Regions from separate parts of the Homo sapiens genome. Here region 1 is linked to region 2. A link is a contact called in ENCODE Hi-C or POLR2A ChIA-PET data. All regions are on one chromosome and are shown on one strand. Each heading gives the region's core, a stretch centred on a gene start or an enhancer-like site at or near the end of the contact. The rest is flanking DNA. Distances are from core to core; before and after follow the strand shown. Region 1 holds the start of CA5BP1-CA5B (CA5BP1-CA5B readthrough). Region 2 has its middle 110 kb from the start of ASB9.

What was found. Hi-C counts contacts between places; a loop is a spot of excess contacts on that map. ChIA-PET counts read pairs that join two places held with the same protein, here RNA polymerase II (POLR2A). Pooled maps may share reads with other maps.
Region 1: a pooled map shows a loop between it and region 2 (8-fold over the local background). The contact joins the promoter of CA5BP1-CA5B here to the enhancer-like site in region 2. A Hi-C loop is called at or near these places in 2 of 37 single-sample maps with no recorded cell type and 7 of 50 pooled maps. POLR2A ChIA-PET finds 5 or more read pairs at or near these places in 1 of 52 experiments (Caco-2).

Annotation. Positions count from the first base shown.
Region 1 is chrX:15,673,996-15,678,331 of GRCh38, forward strand. It overlaps CA5BP1-CA5B (CA5BP1-CA5B readthrough), which reads left to right and starts at 1,463. Exons shown (of 12, transcript NR_160544.1): 1 at 1,463-1,783. It also overlaps a transcript of CLTRN not described here and the pseudogene CA5BP1. RefSeq lists enhancers at 392-895, 1,128-1,746, 1,419-1,538.
Region 2 is chrX:15,157,399-15,161,846 of GRCh38, forward strand. No RefSeq gene overlaps it. Among named protein-coding and RNA genes, the nearest start is that of ASB9, 110 kb to the right of the region's middle. Within about 2 kb of position 1,478, at least 4 of the 41 ENCODE cell types and tissues checked have a DNase peak (open chromatin) inside an H3K27ac peak, as active enhancers do.

The DNA of each region.
Region 1 (4,336 bases), core at 213-2,712, 520 kb after region 2:
TACACCATCTTTAATTTTCTCAATTCTTGTGCCATCTAAACTTGAGTTGGGGAAGCTCAGTCTGTGATCTCTTTGACTCTTGTCTTATTTCTTACTGGAACATAGTACTTGATAAATCTGTCTTGAATGAATGAATGAATGAATGGCTAATGGAAAGTGTCCATCCTCTAAGAATGTCCGTTCAGAAATTTCTGGACAGAAAAGCTGGTAATAACCTCCTCACTTTTTTCCTGTGAACCCAGAATTGCGAATGGAGGGAGTAAAAAAGCGTAATCTTGGAGCAGGGGGCTGCAAACAGAGGTCTGAATGTGGTGGTGTCTAGACAGGACCTAGAGAGCATTAGGGCACCAAGTGCCTAGGAAAAGTCATCAGGAGGACACATCAGGAAGTAGAGGAGTGTGCTTACTCCATGTATCTCCCTAGCATTTAAAGTCCGCTGACTTTAAATGGGCTGGAAGGAACACGGTTCCAGTTTATCTCCATATCGGGTTAAAGGACATGAAACCTAGCTAGAAGGAACATTGCTCCACCACTGGCCCATCAGTTCTGTTTCCTACTCGGTTTTTGCTTAACGAGTTGTGGTGTTTAGAGTTGGGAGATACATGGAGAAAGTCACTTTTTAGGAGAGGATCAGAGATCCGCAGGCTCATTTCACTCTATAAATGCCGCGGACATCTGGTTCCAGGACCTGGACAGTCCTCTCTGGAGACTGGTGGGCCCCTCCAACACCTCCGTGGCTTCCCGGGATCAAGTATCGCACCTAAAAGGAGCGCAGAGAGCGTGCAACTGGCGGGAGAGGCGTGACCAGAGTGGAACCAAAAGTGGGTGGCCTGGGAACCTAACGCGTGACCAGAAGTGAAGGTAGGTAAGTGCGCATGCGCAGGATGCGAGTGGCCAATGAGGACCACAAGGTTGTAGCGTGTGGCCTGAGAGGACGGCCAGGACTGGCCAGAAAAGAGAGGTGTGGAATGCAGTAAGAAAAGTGACGCGGACCAGAGGGGTCTTGCCTGTTCCGAGAGAATGGAAGGGGTTAGCCACGGTGGGAACGGCCACGGCGGGAACGGCCCCGCCAGTGAGGAGCGCAGGCAGCAAGGCTTAGCGGAAGAGGCGTGACCCAGGCGTACCGCAGGGGCGTGGCCCGAACGAGCTGACTTTAGCCCTTACGTGAAAGGCGTGGCGTAGTCGCAAGGGTGTAAAAAAGAAATTCGAATTCGCGGGACGGTCGGCCTCAGGCGGAGTAGGGACGTGAGCCCAAGGGAGGGAGGTGGGGTAGGCAGACTAGTTGTGACTGGATGATCACTGGGCGAAGGGTGGAAAAGTGGCCACAGATGGAAAGGCGGGCTGCGGAGTAGTGACCGGCAAGGGAGGTGGCGCGAAAAGGGAAGTAGGGACATGACGTAGTTGGAACGCAGAGACGTGCCTCGAACGTGGGGGGCGCGGTCCTTACGTGTGGGCGTGCCTTGTTGCTCTGAGGGGCGTAACAAAGATGGTGGAGCAGGCGGAGGGCAGAGGCGTCGGCAAGTTAGCGTGCAGGCGCGTGGCAGCGACAGGAGATGTGTAGCCAGAGCGCAGAGCAGGTGTGGACTCCGGCGCTGGGGAAGCGTGGCCAGGGCGAGATTTCAGCCTGGGTCGGGGACAGAATGGGGACTGATAGGGGCGTAACCTGGAATGACGAAATGACGTTTGCTGCGTAGGGACGTGGCTAAACGTGAGGGGGCGTGGCCAAGATGGCCGCGTGCGGGATCCTCGGGTACCGGGAGCGAACGAGGAGGTTCTGGCTCAGGTAAGTCGTTCGGGTAAGGGCGGGCGGCAGTAAGGAGCGTGGGCAGCAGCAGGGCGTGGTCTGCTTGAGAGGGCAGGAACTGTGCCACTTGCCGCAAACATGACCGCGTGCCGCTATCGGCCCTGGAGCCAGAGAAGCTTTTGGTGCGGCGAGGTTGGCCGGGGCCCTGGCGGGGCTTCTCTGAGGAATGGGAGTGGGAGGCTGGCGGCGGGGAAATAGCCACTTCCCCACTCTAGCCCTCTTTCTCCGCTATGGGGATCACCAGACATCCTTTTAGGATTCTGTCTATTAAAAAGTAGAACAGCTTTCCCAGAGACATTGCGGGATGAGAGGAGTGTCCAGAAACCAAGGAGCAGCAAGCTGGGACTCCCTCGGGTCTGCATTGTTGATATTCCCACCTGACTATGCTAGGGGCTATGGACAGACACAGCCACCCCAGAGTAGATCAAAAGCACAGTTGTGTCCCTTGGACAAATCTGAGTTTTTCTGTTGTGCCTTGCCCCAGAGCCGGAGGAGAGGAACCTCCAAAATGCAGACATTCTTGGTGGCTGGGATTCTGTGTGATATTCAGCGTTAAATGCTGCTGCTCTGAGGCTGCTGGAAACGCGTTAGTATTAATATCTGTGTACTTCTCTCACATTTACTTTTGCTGGAAAAGCTTGGGAAATGACTTAACGAAGATGCGTAAACCTTAATTTGTTTATATGCTCCTTATTAGCCACTGAATACCACATTGCTTTCTGCTTCCCCTTCTTCTTTACTGATAATCTGACCATTTCCACTATGCACTTTGAAAGTCTTGCTGGAGTATGGAGAATAGTCAGAAATCTCTGGTAAGATGCTGCCCCGCGCATCTCTCAGAGGAGTCACTATTCATAGCCTGCATCAGAGTTCACAATGAACCAAAGTTCACCCCACCTCCCCTGTCTTCAGGGACTTAGTGAAAAGCTGCACTGTTCTTGAATATTTTGGAAATGAAAAACTTTCTGGGCTATTTTAAATCAGTACCTGGGCTGGAATTAACCGAAAGGCGAAACAGCAAGGGCACCATTCTCTGTGCCTATACGTAGCTGCCCTGTGCTTGGAACCAAGCAAAAAGGCTGCCACTGCTCACAGTTGCAATGGAATAAAGGTTGAGTGCCTTGTGATTGCATATGAATATTAAGGAAATCTGATGGAAAGAGGGAAATTCATCATGTCACTGGCCACACTGGGGCAGTTAGTTGCAACACACAAATCAGGTATAATATATTTTGAAACCTTTGGCAACCTCAGATTGGGATCACACTCTCAAGGAAGAAGTGAGTGAGAGGAGGAAGCTAAGCTTTCTTAAGACATAGCAGCGTAATCTCTAATTTAAGTTTCAGGAAATTGCAAAAGGCAGGCTTCCTTTTGAAATCAGGAGTTGAGAAAATGAAGAGTCAATCTGATGCCAATCAAGGAATTTTTCAATATAATTGTAACCTTTTGTTAGTACTTTTCCTGTCTCTTTCGCATAAGTTGCTTAATCAGGCAGAGTTCAAGCTATGAGGCATTTAATAAATACATTACTTATGAATGACATTTAAAGACTTTTAGAATCTTTTCTTTTTTCACACATTTCTAAGGCTGCAAAACAACAGAAAAAGAACATGTTAGTAATATCCAAGGCATACATGAATAATCAGTGACAGCAAAGGATGTGTAGCACAGAAGGCTTAGCTCTCCTAGGCGGTATCCAGCCACACACTGGTAATTGTTGAAATGGAGTATTGGATATATAGATGATTTATTCTCACCATTTTTTTGTACAAGTTTGAAGTTTGCCCTAATAAGGGGAAAACAGATTCTAAATTCAGTTGACCCATGGACTATTGCTGTTTAAACCTGCTAAGTGAATTCAGATAGTGAAGTTATTTAAAAACCAGATGCTCTTACCTGGCTGCAGGAACTATCAAGATAAGATATTGAAAGCTTATTGGCAGTCTGTCTTTTAAATCCTGAGCCAGACTTTTTTACATGGCTTCAACAAGGTGATTTTTCATCTCCTTAGACATTTTGACATACACACTCCCACTAAAAACTGTATTTACACAAACACAGATAAAACTAAACAAAAGTGATTTTAACTTTGGTTTGAGAATTGTCAGCACCTTTTAGGCAACGCAGACATACTTTAGGTGTCACTGGCTGTTACGAGTTCAATTGCACCCTCCCATCTCAAACTCATATACGTTTAAGTCTTAAGCCCCAGTACCTCAGAATGTGACCTCATATGGAGATTGGGTCTGTATAAAGGTAATTATGGTCATTAGGGTGACCACTAGTCCAATATAACTGGTGTCCTTAATTAAAAGGGAAATTTGGACACAGACAAGATGAGAATGGCTTACGAAAATTGGATTTAATGCTGACACAAGCCAAGGAATTACCAGAAGCAAGGTTTATTAGGTGTTCTCCAGAGAAACAAAACCAATTGTGTGTGTGTATGTGTATATATGTGTGTGTGTATGTATGTATGTGTGGGTGTGCCTGTGTGTGTGCTTGTGCGTGTGTGTGTGTGTGTGTGTTTAG
Region 2 (4,448 bases), core at 228-2,727:
AAAATAAAAAATAAAGAGTGGGCAGAAAACAGTGACTAGAATATGGAAAAGGATGAGATGTCACCTCAGCAGGCTTTCTTTATTGCCTACTTAGCTTGCACACTTTGATAAAGTAACTTGCCATGTTGGAAAAGCCCAGTTTAAGGAACCGAGGGAAGCCTCAGGCCAACAGCCAACAGGGAACTGATGCCTCAGTCCAGCCGCCCTTGAAGAACTGAATCCTGATGACAACCACGTGAGTGAGCTTGGATGCAGATCCTTTTCTACTTGAGCTTCAGGTAAGAAAAAATCATAGCCTTGATTGGCACCTTAATTACAGGGTTGTAAGAGTCCCCAAACCAGAGGACCCATATACCTAAGCTATGCCTAAATTCATGATCGCATAAACCATGTGTTATTTCAAGCTGCTAAGTTTTGGGGTAAGGTGTTATGCAGCAGTAGATAAGGAATACAGGCTGGGATGGAGGCCACAGATGTTTGTGCATTCTGTTTCAGATGGACACTAACACTCAATCATAAATCTTACTGCAAAAAAAGGATAGTTAAAAGATGGCAGGCTATTAAGAAAAAAATACCCAGGAGTGTAAAGAGATACAGTGACAAACAGATAGACTTTGGAAAGTCAGGGAAACCTAATTTCAAATTCTGGTTGTCAAGCACAAGGTAAGGCCAAGGCCTGGCATATTTGACCAGTAAAGAAACATGAATCCTTTTTAGATTCAGGCAATTTATTACATAGACACTGAAAGGAACAATAGCCAAAGATGTCAGCTCCCCATGGCCTCTACTGAGAGAAACAGTGAAATAAAAGGGATTCAATGACTGCAACACGAATGATTGGACATTTTCATGTCTATAGACAAGAATCCTTTTGCATTGCTGTCAGTTATCTACAAGTGAGAGTCGTAACTGAACTCCCACAGAATCAAAATTGATAAAGGCATGTGGGTTACCACTGAAGTACAAATTTTTCCTTGCATCACTATGCCAAGTGCTATGAGGATATTAACTCATTCAAAATTCTCAACAATCATGTAAGAATGGTAATATTATTATCAGCATTTTTAAAAGAAGAAACCTAAGCCACCCAGAAATTAAACAGCCAATCAAAGTCACACAAAGTGAGTGGCAGAGCCAGGCTTTAAACTGGGTCTATTATCTTAGTCACCATGCTCTTCTGCCTTTCCGTGGTAAGCCAATTAACTTGATTGGACAAAGGTCCTAAGAAAGGAACTATTGAAAAAGGGAAGCTCCCAACTATTAAGGTTAAGAGCTCTAGAGAACTGAGAAGGGATGAAATTCAGATGCTTACATTGTTCTTCATCTTCCAGAAGCTGCTAGGCTTGTTGTCCTCTATGAGGCAGAAAAGAAACTAAAAGCAAAACAAAATAAAACTTGTTTAAGGGGCAGCGTTTTATTCCCTGTGTAGACAAGAAAACCGAGATACACAACAGGTGCTGTTCCCTACATGCCGGCAAGTTGTGAACAGCCCAACAAACTTCTAAGAAGAACCTTTGTCATGTGGTAGTCACATTTCCTCTTAGGACAACCAAGGGGGCTTCCTCAGTGGCAGGTACTTATGAGCTTCTGTTGCTGCCCTTAAGGCTCATTTACTTTCAATCTTAGAGACAGGAAACACTGGAAACCTCAACTTAGCACAGATACACCTTCTCTCCCTAAAGAGTGCTTCTCAGTAGGGACCAGGGGACATTTGGCAATGTCTGGGGATTTTCGGTTGTCACAACTGGAAGGGGGCATGCTACTGGCATTTAACGGGTTGAAGCCAGGGATGTTGCTAAACATCCTACAGTGCACAGGACAGCTCCCATCACAACAAAGGATGGTTAGGAAACCCTGCCCTGTAGGCAGCAGTGTCCTGAATCACTGACTCAGACACCACTCAGAACGTCTCCAGGGAAAGAAGTACATAGGGGAGGAGGGGACAGGTTGATGAGTAAAAGCAAGCATCACCGGCATCATCCTTTAGTGAAATGAGTTCTTCAAAACAGTCAAGATGAATCAATGGAGTCCTGAATTAGTTTCTATCTTAAATTATTGAATTTACATATCTCCTAGAAAAATCAGGCATCTGGCTCATGGCTGGAGCCAGTAACTGAGAATCATGCCATACAATTTAGAGTCTAAGCAACCTTTCTTCCCATGCCTGCAACATTCTCAATCAACAAATAGGATCATCAGACACTTTGCAAAATATCCAGACATCCATTTTTCTGGTTTCCAAATAGACACAGAAATATGGAAACCCTGAACTGCTTCACTATTCAGCAGCAAAATTGATTTACTGAGAGCCCACAAGCATAACCACTTTAACTTAACAGGTGCATTAGTATAATTTGAACGGCATAATAGCAAAGCCAAAAAAGCCATTCAGTCATTGACAGATACAAACAATCCCAAGAAATTAAGGAATAACAGCCTCCCCAGAATAAAACTCAAACATACATTTAAGAAATAAAATAGGCCGGGCGCGGTGGCTCACGCCTGTAATCCCAGCACTTTGGGAGGCTAAGGCGGACGGATCACGAGGTCAGGAGATCGAGACCATCCTGGCTAACAATGTGAAACCCCGTCTCTCTACTAAAAACACAAAAATTAGCCGGGCGTGGTGGTGGGCGCCTGTAGTCCCAGTTACTCGGGAGGCTGAGGCAGGAGAATGGCGTGAACCCGGGAGGTGGAGCTTGCAGTGAGCCTAGATTGTGCCACTGCACTCCAGCCTGGGCAACAGAGCGAGACTCTGTCCCAAAAAATAAAATAAAATAAAATAAAATAAAATAAAATAAAATAAAATAAAATAAAATAAAATAAAATAGTCCTACCAACAAAAGACCCTTCTGTACCAATATAGAAGAGACAGGGAACACAATTTTTTAGAGTAAGCCCTACCAGATTTACTTGCATGTAAGGTAGCTCAAAAGTACCTACAGCATCTTGACAGAATTTGATCCAAGTTTCTACAGTGAGGCAGAAGAAAGAATAATTCAATCTTGTCTTATCTCCTTGAGAGATAAATTGATTTACCTTGCAATAGTTTCCTGTACACTTCATGAGACAGTTAATTTTGGAGGTATATGTTTATGTTACCAAGGAACAGAAGGCCTCAAACCTTTCATTGTAAAGTAAAAAGGTTGGCCCACTCATTGGCCCTATTATGTTTACAAGGAAACACTCTAAGAGGAGGGTGGGGAAGCAGCCGTCCCTTCATCCCTCAAAGAAAATTTTATCATTTTATCCTTATGTGTACAGAAAAATGACAAATGAATAAGTATATGTTTAGCCCCAACTAAGTACTAGGCATTTAGAGTACAGTCAATTCTCACTACTTACAGTAGTTAATGTTCTATAAAGTCACCATGAACACTGAATGAGCAAATACAGAACCATTGCTCCTAAGGGAAATACCGGATTGGGTTTCTGTAGCATCTGGTTACATTTTCATCAACTGATTAATATATTACCTTGTTTCGTGAATTTCTGTTTAAAGACACTTTGTTTAATACATATTGTTGATTAACTACCTTGACTCATGGCCAGAAGCACTATCACTCGTGCCTGAATGAATCTTATCTAACACACCTATTCTCTCCATAAAACGTATTACAGCATTTTTGCACTCAGGAACAGTAGACAGCACTTCAGCACTATACTTGGGAGCCATTTCAAACAGCAAAATCACCAAAAAATACGGCATTGAATAGACTAAAAAAAAGACATGGGAGATATTAACCTGGCCTTAGTTTAGGAGAATGGAAAATATTTAGTATTAGTGAATATCTGATGCCTATATTTTGAATGAATCTTCTTATAAAAGCGTTGGTAGCTGAAAGTAAACTGGGGCTAAAGAAGATGACACATGAAAGGAAATAAATTCAAAATAATTTTTAATGTTCTTCAGATATTCTTGTCTGACACTTGGTTGAGGATCAGTTACAGTTTTTTAATGTAAACTCCATAACTTAAAGAGTAAGAGGTTTCCATAAATACCTAATCCAGACCTTTAAGAATGTTTCGAAGCAACTTCAGTGAAAAATATAATCAATACTTTCAGAAGGAACTGAATAAACTTATTTTTTCAAATGTTGCTGTTTCCAACTAGATCACTATCTAGAAATTCCAATTTTAAAAAGCAAAGATATAAGAAAAGTGGTCTTATTCCTGAATTCTTAATGAAATCTACTTTTTTCAGGAGTGGGAATATTAGTGAGATATTATTAAAGTTTTTAGGGTTAAGTATCACATAAGGGTTTTACCATAATATGTAGTGGCTTTTCTTAGGTACTATCCTTTGAGGAAGTGCTATAATTGAGGTCACAATAAAACAAAGGGCTTTTGGATTTTTTTTTTTAGAATAAAGCAACTAAGCCAGCTTCAATGAGTCCCAAGGAGCTATCATGTTTTTGTTTAAATACCTGCCTGTGAGCTACTTAAGC